2 separate regions of the Homo sapiens genome follow, and region 1 is linked to region 2. Evidence: read pairs that join two places in POLR2A ChIA-PET (ENCODE). Cell type or tissue: A673. All regions are shown on one strand. Each heading gives the region's core, and the rest is flanking DNA. Links, peaks and the distances in the headings are about the cores only.

The links. ChIA-PET counts read pairs that join two places held together with the same protein. Peaks named below come from ENCODE experiments on the same cell type or tissue, not always from the same donor. Only the 100,000 strongest peaks of a DNase experiment are listed, where the experiment ranks them.
Region 1: POLR2A ChIA-PET joins it to region 2 with 6 read pairs; 3 of 35 experiments call an interaction of 5 or more read pairs at or near these places.

Annotation. Positions count from the first base shown.
Region 1 is chr22:32,959,742-32,967,493 of GRCh38, reverse strand. The region is part of intron 3 of SYN3 (synapsin III); the gene reads left to right. Among named protein-coding and RNA genes, the nearest start is that of SYN3, 95 kb to the left of the region's middle. In A673, for the core only: no CTCF peak of the experiment used is centred there; no DNase peak of the experiment used is centred there.
Region 2 is chr22:32,879,397-32,887,148 of GRCh38, reverse strand. All of the region lies in intron 4 of SYN3 (synapsin III), which reads left to right. Among named protein-coding and RNA genes, the nearest start is that of TIMP3, 82 kb to the right of the region's middle. RefSeq lists a silencer at 1-29 and an enhancer at 4,833-5,127. In A673, for the core only: no CTCF peak of the experiment used is centred there; DNase peaks (open chromatin) are centred at 3,878 and 6,008.

The DNA.
Region 1 (7,752 bases), core at 1,858-6,857, 80 kb before region 2:
TATCAACAGGACTTAGGCATTGAAATGACTTCCTTTGGATCATACACAGTCTGGGCGCATTTTCTAGTCCCTCAGGAAGGAGCTGGGAGGCTGATAGCAGAGAACGAGTTTATGTGCCCTACAATGTCTATCTTTAGTATCACATAGGATTTTAGTAGTTCTAAGGCACTATTTACTTTACAATAGAATTCAACCTAAACTGGACCCGTTTTGGTCCAGTCTTGGCCCCCTCATCTCAGGGAGTTTTAGAGGGTGACCTGAGAGAGTTTCCACTGGCGGTGCCTGAGGCAGATGGCAGCTGTACAGCCTGGGCTCTGAAGGAATTAATGATCATAGGCAGTATCTAATCACATGCTTACTAAGTGTCAGGCACACGCTAAGCATTTCATATGGATTAGCGTGTTTCATCCTCATCATGACTCTGATGAACAGGTACTATGAGTTCCCCCATTCTCCAGATGAGGAACCTGAGGCTTACCCAAGGCCACACAGCATACAAGTGGCAGAACTGGAATTCAGAGTCAGTTTAACTGAAGAATCTGTGTTTATGGTTCTTTTTATTTTATTTTATTATTTTTTGAGACAGGTTTCACTCTGTCACACAGGCTGGAGTGCAGTGGTGTAGTCATGGCTCACTGCAGCCTCAACCTCCTGGGCTCAAGCCATCCTCTCACCTCAGCCTCCTGGGTAGCCGCGATGACAGGTGCGCACCACAACACCTGGCTAATTTTTAAAATATTTTGTAGAGACAGGGTCTCACTGTATTGCCCAGACTGGTCTCAAACTCCTGTGCTCAAGTGGTCCCCACAGCTTGGCCTCCCAAAGTGCTGACATTACAGGTGTGAGCCACCATGCCCTGCCTGTTTATGGTTCTTAATCTTTATGCTGGCTCATCTGGGAAGGTGTATCCTGAAGCAGTAAAATCCAGGGAAGGCTTGGTCACTTTCCTCTCATGCATAAAGGGCTGACCTGTGCATTAGACTTGTTTTGGGGGTCTCAAGCTCTGCACACAAGGCCCTCCATGAGCTTGCCCCTGCCTGCCTTTCCTTGCTCATCTCCTCCCGTGCTCTACCTTAGACTTCGGTCTCACCAAACTGCTGTGGTTCCCCAGTGCCCACCCATGGTAATACCATCTTGGAGTCACATCTCCATGCCTTTGCTTATGCACGTCTCTCCTCCTGGGACATCCTTTCTTAGATTTTGCCATAGATTCTTCAACATTAGCTCCAACATGATGTCTGTGCTGCTTCCTCTGCCCTCCCCCTCCATCCAGGCAGGGTGAGGTGCCTCTTCCCTGTACTCCCCTAGCACCTCATACCTGTGTCTACATCACACTTCCCAGATGACTTTGAGATTACTAATTCACCTGCCCCTCGCTCCCTGTAGACTCTGGGCTCATTGGGAACAGGGACAGTATCTTTATTCATTCCACAAATATTCATTGACTGCCTATGTGCTGCGTGCTCAGGTTACAATGGTGATTAAAAACAGATGGAATCTGGCCGGGCGCGGTGGCCCGTGCCTGTAATCCCAGCACTTTGGGAGGCCAAGGCGGGCAGATCACAAGGTCAGGAGATCGAGACCACCTTGGCTAACACAGCGAAACCCCGTCTCTACTAAAAATACAAAAAATTAGCCGGGTGTGGTGGCGGGCGCCTGTAGTCCCAGCTACTCGGGAGGCTGAGGCAGGAGAATGGCGCGAACCCGGGAGGCGGAGCTTGCAGTGAGCCGAGATCGTGCCACTCACTTCAGCCTGGGCGAAAGAGCGAGACTCCATCATAAAACAACAACAACAACAACAACGAAAAAGCCAGATGGAATCTCTACCTGATGGAACTTAACATCTAATGGCAGGGGCCAGAAATTAATCATATTATCTATCTGTCTCTCTCTCTCTTACGCACACACACAAGCATGCACACACACACACACACACACACACACACACACGTACGCACCATAATTACAAACTGTTAGAAGCCGTGAAAGTAGGGTACACAGTGCTATGGTAGACTGTGGTGGGGAGGCTGGCAGGACACTTATTCGGTACATAATAGGTGCTCCAAGGACCCAGATACCTAATCTGTGTTCAATATATATTTCTCAAACTTATCCAGAGTGGGGAAAGATGAAAGAAGCTAAAGAGAAAAGCTTTAGGCTACTGCAAGAACCCAAAGAGCCTTTGGCATGGTAAACAACACAAACAAAGCATTAGCCCTGCAGGAATCATGCAGATAAATCATTGATATAGTACAGTGCAGGTAAAGCAAGATTTGACATTAACATTTACACAATGTGCAAGCCATCCTCTAAGCAGTTTATCTGTATACATTTAATTTTCATCACCACCCCACAGAGTACTGATGGAACTGAGACTCAGAGAGGTTAAGTGTCCTGCCCGAGGCGACACAGCTAGGAGATGGCAGAGCTGAGATGTGGACCCAGATGCTCCAGAGCCCATACCACTGACCCCTGCATTGACCACCTTTCTATCTCATCTGTTGAATGGGGACTGATCGAGGTGCAGTTTCTTGCTTGGGTCATGCTGCTGGTTACTGTAGAGTCAAACTACCATCTGCCTTTGTCTCCTCCTTGCCAAGTCTGACTTTAGACATCCTAAGGGGAAGAACTTGGCAATAATAAAAGGTCAGCACCAGACAGGAAATGGAGCTAAGTTCTGTCATGGGGCATCAAGGGTTGTACTTGTGGAGTTCTGAGTATATGGTCAAGAAGGAAAATAAACTATTAGTTCAGTGATGTGCTTTTCATTGCCCTCATGCGTTTAACTTTTCAACATATTTCGTCCTTCAGCAACTCCTGAGGTGTAAGGCTCATTATTATTCAGATGAGGAAATTGAGGCTTGGCAAAGTTGAATAGGTCATTGCTTAGTTAGTGGCAGAATTGTGATCATAACCTGTGTCTACCTGTTTTCCCCTGACTCACCTGTTGCCCAGCCAGACTTGAAAAATGACCTGCTTCTTACAGCCTAAAGCAATTTTTCAGATCCATGTTCTCAGGGACCACAGACAGCCTCTCTGGGTTTTCTGACCTTTCTTTTTTTTTTTTTTTTTTTATTATACTTTAAGTTTTAGGGTACATGTGCACAACGTGCAGGTTAGTTACATATGTATACATGTGCCATGTTGGTGTGCTGCACCCATTAACTCGTCATTTAACATGTTAATGCTATCCCTCCCCCCTCCCCCCACCCCACAACAGGCCCCGGTGTGTGATGTTCCTCTTCCTGTGTCCATGTGTTCTCATTGTTCAATTCCCACCTATGAGTGAGAACATGCGGTGTTTGGTTTTTTGTCCTTGCGATAGTTCTTAAGCCATGTTGCTGGAACCTTCCTTTCTTCCCTAAGCAACAGCCCTGAGGTTCATGTCGTGAGCTAATGGGTGAGTTCTTGGCCTGTTTAAAATGGAACTGAACTGGTGCCCTCCCCACCCAGCCCACCTCAGGGCCTGCCTTCTGTCCAGACAGGGAGGAGACGGGAAGGCTCACCCCCTCTAGTGCTGCCAGGAAAAGCAAGGGAAAGCAGAGGGGCCTGAACCTCCCCTTGCTGGGCCAGCCAAGTGCCAGAAACCCCAAACTTTGCATTCATTGGACAGAACCAGATTTTGATTACTCGTCTTAATTTGCTTATTCTTGTACAATTGCTTTGGTCTCTCACTGGCTCCCTTAGCTCTCCACGGTGCAGGCTCCTCAATGTCTATGGGATGAAGGCCAAAGTCTTTAGGCAGCACCAGGGCCCTTCCTAACCTGGCACCAGCCTCGTTTTCTCACCACCTCTCTTTTCCTCTCTCTGCTTAGTGGTCCCCATGAGAGACATTGGAGGAGGCAAATAATTAATTTATAAGGTTTCTTGTTTATGGTGGCTTTCCCTCAAGTTCTGCATGTTGGTGTCCAAAAGTGTTATTTCTATATAATGAATATCTATGCATCTGACCATTTGTTCAGTCATCCATCCATCCATCCATCCATATACTTATGCTTTCTCCATCTCTCTAGAACCTAACTCTCCAGGCTTCTGTTTTGCGGTCTCTAATCAGTTCAGAACTAGGTTTTCCTTCCCCTAAACACCTTCATTAAATTTAGTATTTTGGGCCAGGCACAGTGGCTCATGCCTATAATCCCAGCACTTTGGGAGGCTGAGGTAGGCAGATCACATGAGGCCAGGAGTTTGAGACCAGCCTGGTCAACATGGTGAAACCCTGTCTCTACTGAAAAAAAAAAAAAAAAAAAAAAATTAGCCAGGCATGGTGGCACATGCCTGTAATCCTAGCTGCTCGGAGGCTGAGGCACGAGAATGGCTTGAACCCGAGAGGCAGAGATTGCAGTGAGCCGAGATTGCATCACTGCTGTCCAGCCTGGGTGATGGAGTGAGACTGTGTCTCAAAAAAAAAAAAAAGTATTTTGTAATGTCAATAATAGAGACAATAATAATATCTTAAGCCATTTATCCCTCTCTCTATATAAATGTATATATACATATACATACATATACAAATCTATATATATACATTTATACCCATATAGAGAGAAATTGTTTAAGAGTCATTATTATCTATATTGATAGATAAATATTTATATATATATAGAGAGAGATAGGTAGATAAGTAGGTAGGTAAGACAGACAGATAGATAGATAGATAGATAGATAGATAGATAGATAGATAGATAGATAGATGCCGATACTCTGCCAAGACTTTACTATCTATAACCCAATTTTCTGCTTACAGTGATCTTGTGAGTTACCTGTTACTATTACAGACAAAGAAACTAAGGTTCAGAGAGGCCCAGCAACGCAGCTTAGAATTGGCAGAGCCAGGATTTGAACTCCTGTCTGTCTGGCTTCCGTCTGGCTCCCAAGCTGCCCATGCTCTATAAAACACTGTGTCCTCCTCACTCCCACAGCTAACTCGCCGCCTCATTCCTGAGATATCATCTGCTCTCCCCATCATACTGCTTCCGCGTGGCTTTGGGTTTCTTTTCAGTCTTACCTTAACTGTTCTCTGCATGTATTTAATGGGAAATTACATTAAGATTCTAAAAGTAGGCTGGGCGTAGTGGCTCACGCCTGTAATCCCAGCACTCTGGGAGGCCGAGGTGGGCAGATCACAAGGTCAAGAGATCGAGACCATCCTGGCCAACATAGTGAAACCCCGTCTCTATTAAAAATACAAAAATTAGCCGGGTGAGGTGGCAGGCGCCTGTAGACCCAGCTACTCAGGAGGCTGAGGCAGGAGAATTGCTTGAACCCAGGAGGTAAAGGTTGCAGTGAGCCAAGATCACGCCACTGCACTCCAGCCTGGCGACAGAACGAGACTCTGTCTCAAAAAAAAAAAAAAAAAAAAAAAAAGAGATTCTAAAAGTAAACAGGCTCCTTCTCACTGACTCCTCTATAGTATTTTATTTGTGTGGAGGAACATTTTTTTGCTGCCTCAGTAGGAAGAAGCCATATTTTGAGACACTTTGGTTTGATGGACAGAGCTGTACCCGGGATCAGATGGACAAGGGCTTGAATCGTGGCTTTGCCTCCTGTTACCTGGGGGACTTCAAGGGAGTGGTTCAAGGTTCCAAGCTAATGTTTCTCTATTCACAGAATGGAGCTAGTAACCGCAATGCTACTATGTCCAGCACACGTTGAGAATTTGGTCTGTTTTAGTTAACACTAAGGGAACTTTGGATGTAAGTTGACTCATTTGTAAAAGGAGGAACTGGGAAATATACAGAGCATGTGCAACCCCCGGCCCTCCGCTGTTCAATGAAGGCAATGCCTTCCAGCCCAGCTGAGGGGCGGCCTCATTATCTTTCTCTGCACAGCAGCCAGAGCTGGCAGCAAGACCAAACCCACTGGATGACCTGAAAAGAACTTGCAGTTCTCACATTCTGTGGGGTTGCTACGAGGCTACTTAAACAGGATGGTAAATTATGGATAAAGTGGTTGGATCATGAGATGAGCTCAGTTGGTAAATATATGATGGGGGTGAAACCAAAACCCACTGACAACACAACTCTACTTTTTCTAGCCTAGAGTGTCTACTGAAACAAGTATTTTCCAACCATGCTCCTTAGAGCCCTACTTTACCACAGAGGTACCTGGGTACTCTGTGAACTGTTGGGCATCCTTGGAAGAGTAGAGAGAAAGAGAGAGAGAGAGAGAGAGAGATGCTAGAAAGAGGAAGATACGCTTAGCCTAACCTGTCTCCTCTTCTGTATTAGTAGCTAACAACCAGGGGTGATTTTTGCCCCAATCCCCCCAACAGGAGACATTTGGCAATGCCTGGAGACATTTTTGGTTGTCACAACAGGGGAGATCTCCTGACACCTGTGGGCAGAGGCCAGGTATGTTGCTAAACCTCCTACAATACACAAAACAGTCTTCCGCAACAAAGAGTTACATAGCTCAAAATGTCAATAGCGCCAAGGTTGAGAAACCCCCTTCTAGACCGAACAACTCAAAAACACACCTTTGTGCAAGGAGCCCCTTGGGTACCCTAAAGACAGTTTATGGTGGTGTGGGCTTCACTCTGGAGAAACTTCACCTTCACTCTCTCCTGCAGTTCCTGTTAGCAGCCTCAGGATAGGGACAGGGTCAGGACCTTATGCCCTATTTTTACAGGTAGAGCCACTGAGGCAAAAGGGCCTGTGATTTCCCCAAGATCCCAGAGCTAGGAAGTTCTAGAAATGCAATTGAAACCCAGGTCCGTCTGACCCCACGCTCAGCACTGTTTGTGACATGATCCACACTGGTCAGTGTGTCCCAGGCTTTGTACCCGGCAACCCAGCAGAGGCCTGACACCTGTCGAAAGTCCTGAGGGGCATGGGGGAAGCTGGTCAGAGCCTGTTGTCTTAAACATAACCAGGATTTGTTTTAGTTGAGCATGCAAGACGCGCAGTCACATGCATGACTGTCAAGAAGGAAGGAGCTCTTACACTCACAGTCCCCTAGAAGGAGGAGGCACAGCACCCCATGCCACATGCAGGCGGGGGGCACAGGGGAGCACCATGATTGTTCGTAGACAGAGGGAATGATAGGGAGATGTGGGCGAGAGCTTTTATTGTGAATTTGTGGGGAGGAGTGAGCAAGGCAGGGGAAACAGGTTTAGGATTGGTGAGTTTGAATTATTTCAACCGGCCTTGGAGAGTAGGGGCTGTCCCTAGTTGCCTGGTGCCTATCCCTGGGGTGATCAGGGCAGATGGGCAGTGCCCTGCAGTGTGACAGCCCCATATATAGAGGAGGTTGAGCCTGCGTTGGTTGGTTTGCATTCAGAGGGCGTGCTCCAGGCAAGCTCTTTGGTATCTCCAAGTCTTGGCTAACCTAGGAAGGGCATTCCCTCCAGGGCCAGCAAGGCCCAGGGGTCAAAGCATCAGAATACAGACAATGAAAGACATAGTTATGATACCTGTCTAACTCCAAAGCCTCAGCACACTGTTGCTTTCTAACGGTTTTTCAAAATAGAACAGTTTTGTTTCCAATTAAATTTTATGTAAAACCCAATATTTAAGCAGATTAAAAAATTAAAATTACTGCTCTGTTTGATGCGTAGCTGGAAGGTCCTGAACCCTTTGAGCCTCAAAAAAAAGTATCTGAAGTTGGGCATGGTGGCTCACGCCTGTAATCCCAGCACTTTGGAAGGCCAAGGCAAAAGGATCACTTGAGCCCAGGAGTCTGAGACCAGCTTGGGCAACAACATAGTGAGATCTTTACAAAAAAATTTTAAAAATTAGCCAGGCATTGTGGCAC
Region 2 (7,752 bases), core at 1,037-6,036:
CACCTTGACCTCCCAAAGTACTGGGATTACAAGCATGAGTCATGTGGGCCTTTCCATGGGTCTTTCTATAACATGGCAGCTTGTTACTTCAAAGCAAGGGAGAACAAGAATACATCTGGGAGCAAGACTGAGACTTATCTGACGTAGCATTATCATGGGGTGCCAACCCATCTCCTTTGCCGTATTCAGCAAACCAGTCACAGATCCCACCCCCTCCGGGGGAGAAGCATGTAAGGGCTTGAACATGAGAGGCAGGGTCCTGCGGGCTGCCTTCCAGTCCATACTTGGCAGCACGTAACTATGCAGACAAATCTCAAAGCCATTATGTTGAGGAAAAAAAGACTAGAGACAAAAGAGTACACATTTCATGATTCCACTGACATGAAATTCTAGAACAGGCAAAACTAATCCATAGTCACTGAAACATCAGTGGTTGCCCAGGGCCAAGGGAATAAGGGGCAGGGGATTGACAGTAGAGGGACACAAGTCACCTGTGAAGGTGATGAAAGTATATCTTTTATTTGGCATGATGATTATATTAGTGTTACATATGTCGAAGCAAATCAAACTACGTTTCAAATGGGTGCATTTTATTTTATGCAAATCATGCCTTTATAAAGTATATATTTTTAAATGGCTCTATGAATTGCACATTTTTATCCCCTTTTTACCGATGAGGAAACTGAAGCTCAAAACGTGTCCAGAGTCGCACAGCTGGGGGAGCCGGGATCCTAAGCCAGGTCTAACTGCAAAGCCCCTTCTCTTTTCCTTTATGCATGACCCCTAATTCTCCTCGAAGCTGCCATTTTCACAGGGAGAAACGCAAGGCTTGGAGAGCTAGAGAAACATTCTCACGACCTCGCAGAAGTGACTGAGTTCTCAAGCTTATGTGTTCTGATTCCAGGTCAAGGGGTTGCCAGACCTCATTAAAGTCTTGTAGCAGATTTTAAGAGTTACTATTGCATTTTTAAAATTTACCCATGTGTGTCATTGTAAACACACTTAGCAATATTGTTCTTTAAAACACACAAGCTTATGAGCCAGTTCTTTACAAGAACAACATATGGCTGTCCATGAAAATAAAGGTTTCGGAAGGTGTGCTGTCTACTGTTGGTTGCCCGCCTTCTTTCATGCTTGCCAAATCCTGAGTTTATTCAGCTGTTTGGTGGCCATGTGCTTCAAGGAAACATAGGCCCCTTTCTGGTGCCATGAGGTGAATCCTGGTTCGTTTCAGCCAGCTGTGGTCATTCTGTTCCCACTGGGAAAGGTGTTTAGAAAAGGGAATATGGGCCTGGTGCAGTGGCTCATGCCTGTAATCCCAGCACTTTGGGAGGCAGAGGTGGGCGGATCACCTTAAGTCAGGAGTTCCAGACCAGCCCAGCCAACATGGTGAAACCCCATCTCTACTAAGAATACAAAAATTAGCTGGGCATGGTGGTGGGCGCCTGTAGTCCCAGCTACTCGGGAGGCTGAGGCAGGAGAATCGATTGAACCCAGGAGGTGGAGATTGTGGTGAGCTGAGATCGTGCCACTGCATTCCAGCCTGGGCAACAGAGCGAGACTCTATCTCAAAAAAAAAAAGGAAAGGGAAGATGATGCAGTTCTGACCAGGGAGGCCTGAGATGTACCTGCCGGGAGGATTCTGGAACATCCACCATGCTTCTTAAAAGCGACACAAGAAAGAGACTCTTTTTCATAGGCATGAGGGTATGGCCCGGGGCACCAGGGTGGCTCACTGATAACGTGAAGGAACAGTATGAGAACAAAAGTCCATCCTTGAGAACAAGAGTCAGAAGGACACAAAACATTTAGATCCTTGAGTCTGACATTGAGCCTCTGATTTACTCGGCCCTGTGATTGCCCTAGCTCAGTGATATGAGCTCATGCATTTTCTTTATTGATTTAGTCATCACTGTTATTTGCAGCCAAAATCATCTTCATATTCAGAAGATATAAGCAGATACTGTCAAAAGTCTTTTTTTTTTTTGCACCCAACTCCATGGTGCATAAAATTCTTATGAATGCTTTTATACATGACATTCCATTCAAAATTAGTGGCAGGCAATTGAAATTATACACTATGTAAGTGTTAAGATTAGTTTCATTCTCGGAAGTGTTTGTTAATAGCTAAAGCTTAGAAACAACCTAACTGTCCATCTGTAGGGAACTGGTTAAATAAATTACGGTCGAGCCACATAATGAGATACAATTATAAATAAAGAAGCATCTCCATTTGTACTGATATGAAATGATTTTCTTTTCTTTTCTTTTTTTTGAGACAGTCTCGCTCTGTCGCCAGGCTGGAGTGCAGTGGCGTGATCTTGGCTCACTGCAACTTCCGACTCCCTGGTTCAAGCTATTCTCCTGCCTCAGCCTCTTGAGTAGCTGAAATTACAGGCACGTGCCACCACACCCAGCTAATTTTTGTATTTTTAGTAAAGACAGGATTTCACCATGTTGGCCAGGATGGTCTGTCTCCTGACCTCGTGATCCGCCCGCCTTGGCCTACCAAAGTTCTGGGGGTTACAGGAGTGAGCCACCGCACCCGGCCACGAAATGATTTTGAAGATATGCTACTTTGAAGAAAAACAAGTTAGAACAGTATACAGGAGACTTTGAAATCCAAGGTCATAGAAAAACATCTGAAGTTTATTGCCTCAATTCTTTATGTGGATTGGCTTATGTGATCCTCTTAGCAACACTCTGAAGTACATGTTATTGTTACCATTCTCTTTTTGAAAGATGGGTAAACTGAGGCATGGAACTGTTAACTAGTGTTCCTGGGATCCCACAGTTGTTTAGTGGTAGAACTGGGGCTTGAACCCAAAGTCTGTGCTCTAAACATGCAATCAATTGACCCCTGGGGCTATTGGAAGAATTAAATGAGCTCTTGTGTGCTTAGCCAGTGTTGGCCTTAACCAGTAGTTCTCAAAGGGTAGTTCATGCTCCAGCAGTTTTAGAAATTTGTTAGGTGTGTATTTGTTGGGAAATGTGTTAGCTTAGAAACGTTTCCCAGGTTCGGCCAGACTTTGTTTTACATGGTAGCTGCATGCTGACGTGTTTCTTGGCTGGTATGAGTATATGAAGTCCCACCTAGCAGGGGAAAGAATAAGTCCCAGCTAGAACTTGAGGAAACATACCTAAGTGTTGTTACCACCTTGCTTTCTTGTCCAGCAGCCATTGATTGGCCACCACTATGGACTCAGCAGGAAATTATACTGTAATCAGTGATGTCTGATGTGGGCTTAGGAGATACCAAGATTCTACTACCACTCTGAGGCCGGCTGTTGGATCTGTACACACCAAAACTTGCCAACTTATTCCCCTCATCAAACTTAGCTACGCCATAGGACAGGAATCTCAAACCCTTTCCTTCCTTGGTGCATTTCACATAATAGATGCTCAGTAAATGTGCACTGAATGGAGATATCATCACAGTTCACCTGGTAGCAGCTATCTTTTTTTAAAAAAGAGAACCTAACAGGAGTTCTCAGCCTTGGCTGCACATTCCAATTACTTAGAAAGCTTCTAAAAATCTCCAAACCCAGGTGGGCACTTCAGGTCAATTCTATCAGAATATCTAGGGGCAGAGAAGAGGAGGAAGAACTAGTTTTGAGAGCTCCTTGGGTGATTCCAATGTACAGCCAAGATTGGCGAGCCACTAAACTAGAATGAGGAGGGTTGATCTGACAGCTGCCAAACCAGTAAACACACACAGCCCCAGACACAGTGGGTAAAACCCAGAGGGCTTTCTAGAAAGCTGCTCCTACCCTCTGCTTCTTTTGATGGGCATCCGACTGAGCTGGAAGCCATCAAGATCCTGTCTTAAGAGGTTCCCAGTTTCCTGTCCACAGTGGAGGGTGCAGCTGGAAGCATTTATGCTGGAAGCCCTTACTGGGTTATGGTCCTAAAAATTACTGCCATATGTCTCCAGCAGGGAGGGCAGGGTCCACATTTGTTCCCTGCACCCTCTGCAGCCTCTTTATGTAGCTGCTCAATACTCACCCATGGGGGCCCCCTAAATAGCTCCCTTTAGTTTCATAATTTTATTGAGCTTCTAGATTCCTTGCAATTGGCCAGACCCTGGAAATTCAGATATAAATTCAACATCACCACTCGCTGGTGGAGTTCACAGCCTGGAGGGGGAAATGGGAAGTAAATCAACTGCTAGGATGTGACACAGTCAGGGCCTGGTGGAGAATAGTTCAGAGAAGCAAGGGCTTAGAGGAGCTGGTTGGGGGGCGGGGGGACTTCAGAAGCCTTCTGAGGAGAAGTGGTAATAGCGCTGAGGCTTTTTTATTGTTTTCTTTTTAAATATTCATATACATATTGCAAAGTTCGGAATAATCTTACACATAGATAGTTGAACACACTACTTTGACAAATATTAACATTTTGCCATGTTTGCTTCAGATCCTAAAAAAAAAAAAAATTCTGAACTATTTTAAGGCTAGAAAAAGTACAGAGAATAATTTAGCAAACACTCATAAACTAAGGTGGTTAAGACACCCGCTCTGGAGCCAGGCTACTTGCATCTGCCGTGTGACATTGGAGAGGCTGCTTGTCCTCTCTGTGCCTCTGTCTCGTTTAAACACACACTTCAAAGGGCAACTGTCAGGATCAATTAAGGTAATACTCTGAAAAATACAAGTTCCCAGCACTCTTAAATGCTAACTGTTGTTTCCCTTATGTTCACAACTGAGTTTGTCAAATCTTAACATTTAGCCGAATTTGTTTTAGATTTTTTTTAATGAAAAGAAATATAATACCATAGGTACTTTTAAGGACTCCTGTCTACACCCTTCCCTGCACTGATGACAGACAAAATGTTAGCCAGGCGGTCAGAGTGGGAAAGTCCATGTTAGAACATAGGGACAGGGAAGGCCCTGGCTTCTGAGGAAACCCTCTGATGTGGTCAGAAAGGAAGATGACCTGACCGATGGGCAGGGGAGGAGGCTGGAGAGGCAGCCGCAGCTTGTCAGGGAAGACCATCAGGCGTTTCACCTGACAGCCCAGGTCCCGTCACAGACAGACGTCACATCCTGCCCTCCCCTGTCTCCCAGGAAACCCTCGAGGTTCCTTTTTTTTTTTTTTTGAGACAGAGTCTCGCTCTGTCGCCAGGCTGGAGTGCAGTGGCATGATCTCGGCTCACTGCAGCCTCTGCCTCTTAGGTTCAAGTGATTCCCCTGCCTCAGTCTCCGAATAGCTGGGACTACAGGCACATGCCACCATGCCCAGCTAATTTTTGTATTTTTAGTAGAGACGGGGTTTCACCATATTGGCCAGGCTGGTCTCGAACTCCTGACCTCAGGTGATCTGCCCTACTCGGCCTCCCAAAATGCTGGGATTACAGGCGTGAGCCACTGTGCCCGGCCTCAAGGTTCCTTTTTCACATCTTTCCTTTAAAAAAAAACAACTATCAAACAATGGATAAAATAAAGAAAGCTCACCCACTCTTGCCCCTCAACCTGGAAAATTCCATCCTGTGTCAGCTAGCTTTGAGGGAAGATGGAGAACCTAGGGAACCAGCGAGAAGTGGCTGGGCCACCTGAGATCAGCGCCACCTGGGTGCTCTGGGGGCGGAGATGGGTGATTTAGGGCTGTGGCCCAGGCAGGAGCGTTTAGCATCTTTTGGGCCCAGCTTCTCAGTCTTGCACTGAGGAAGCAGCTTGGGAGGGGGTGCCCTACCAGGCAGATATTTCCTGCTGAGCGAGCTGATAAGTGAGCCCTCTGACTAGTTCAATAGTTAACCCGACAGAGCACAGATGTGGCCTGTCAGACAGAGATATGTGTGGGGAAGGCCTTGGGTATAAGTACATATTAGCGCCTGGCCTGGGTTTGAAATGTGCTCTCCCATCACCCCTCGGCAGTACCATCATTTTTCATCTCAAAATGGGCTTTCCCCTTCCCCCACTCCTCTCTCCTCCACTCCACTGCCCCAGCATCCGTTCCAGCCGCTGCCGAGGAACAGCTGCTCTGAGGCCCATCTCTCATCAGCTGCCTTATCTCTCCGATGAATAATGTTCCCCTTCCCCGAGCAGCAGCCTGGCAGGAGGCCCGCCCCAGCGCTGAGCAGGCTGCTGACAGCGCTGGAGCTCAGGCAGCTGTCGGAGAGCAGGGCTGCCCCAGGCCACCACGTGGGTGAGGGCTAACCCCTCTGCCTCCCGGCGACATGCCACTTGAGGCCCCATTGCCCTGGCGAGCTGCAGCTCACAAACTCAGCCTTTCCAAGCACATCTCAGCAGCCCCTGGGTGCAATTGCCATGCTGGGTGCTGGGGAAACAGGCATTTCAGACATGGGCCCTGTCCTTCAGTGGCGAGGGCTGTTTACGAGACGCGCAACTTGTACCTAACAGTTCAGACCTCTGTATTTAGTAGTTCTTAGGAACATATTAACTACTCCAGGTTTCAGTTATCCTCATCTGCAAAATGGGCTAGTAATAGTGGAGTGTAAATGCTGGTCAGTTCTCTGCTCACATCCTCTTTGCCAGCCAGTGCCCCCAGCGGCTCCAGGTGTCATGGTAATGCTGTACCCGTGGCCTTCTCCATTTCTTGGGCTGATGGTAACTGCATCCCTGAGACGGCTGAGAGGGTAAACCCTCTCCACCACCACCCACCAGGGGGTCAGTGACTGATTGCTCTTGGGGATACAGAAGCCCAGCGCTCTTTCCTCAAAGTGGGACAACTCCATGGCACTGTTTTTGCCCCAGAGCCCCCCTGTAGACCAGGCCAAGGCCAGAGCTTCTCTAAGACAATATCCCTCCTTGGCTTCTTCCCCTTCCTTGAGCTACCACCGTCACCCCTCACAGTTTTCCTGAAGAGGACTCCCTCCATGAGTCACTGGCTTGCAAATCCCTACTTTAGCCTCCACTTCTAGGGAACCCAGCCCAAGAGAAGTAGCTACTTTACAGGGGTTTGGGGTGAGGATGCTATGAGATCATGTTGAAATGCCTTTTGCAAGCATCTGGCACTCAGCAAGTACCCAATAATGAGTAATCGTGATTCTTACAAACCAGTAACACCTGACAGAATGTAACAGGGGAGCTCAGATGCACAGCTACAGTGGGAGGTGGGAGTCAAAAACCTTGGCTTCAAGTTCTGGCATGGGAGACAATCATCCCAGGAAGGTCCCCCAGGGGTCACATAGCCCAACTCTCCTTTGACCAATCGGGAACCTGAAGCTGAGAGAGGAGAAGCAACAATCTCAAAGACACAAGAGCAGAGCTGGGACTAGAAGATGTCTTGATTTTTCCCACCACTCCTCATTATTTTAACCACTTTCTGATCCTCTGTTTTCAGTTATTTTTTTAAAAGGGTTGTTGACTTTATATGGACCAGGACTCTGAGAAGAGAAGCCATTTCCATGTGGATCCCTTGAGTACCTACTATGTGCTTAACACCGGCTAGGTACTCAGGGAAGGGGTCACAAAAGTATATTCCTATCCTTACTGCTGTGGTCTGAATGCCTGTGTTCCTCAGAGTTCAAATGTTGAAATCCTAACCTTCAATGTGATGGTATTAGGAGATGAAGTCTTTGGGAAGTGATTAGCCATGAGGGCAGAGTTTTCATGGATGGGATTAATGCCCTTATAAGTAAGAGGCCCCGAGAGAGCTCCCTTCCCCCTTCGACTATGTGAGGACGCAATGAGAATGTGCCATCTACAAACCAGAAAGCAGGTCCCCCACCTCCCCAGCATCACATCAGCTGATGCCTTGGTCCTGGACTTCTTAGCCTCCAGAAATGTGAGAAAT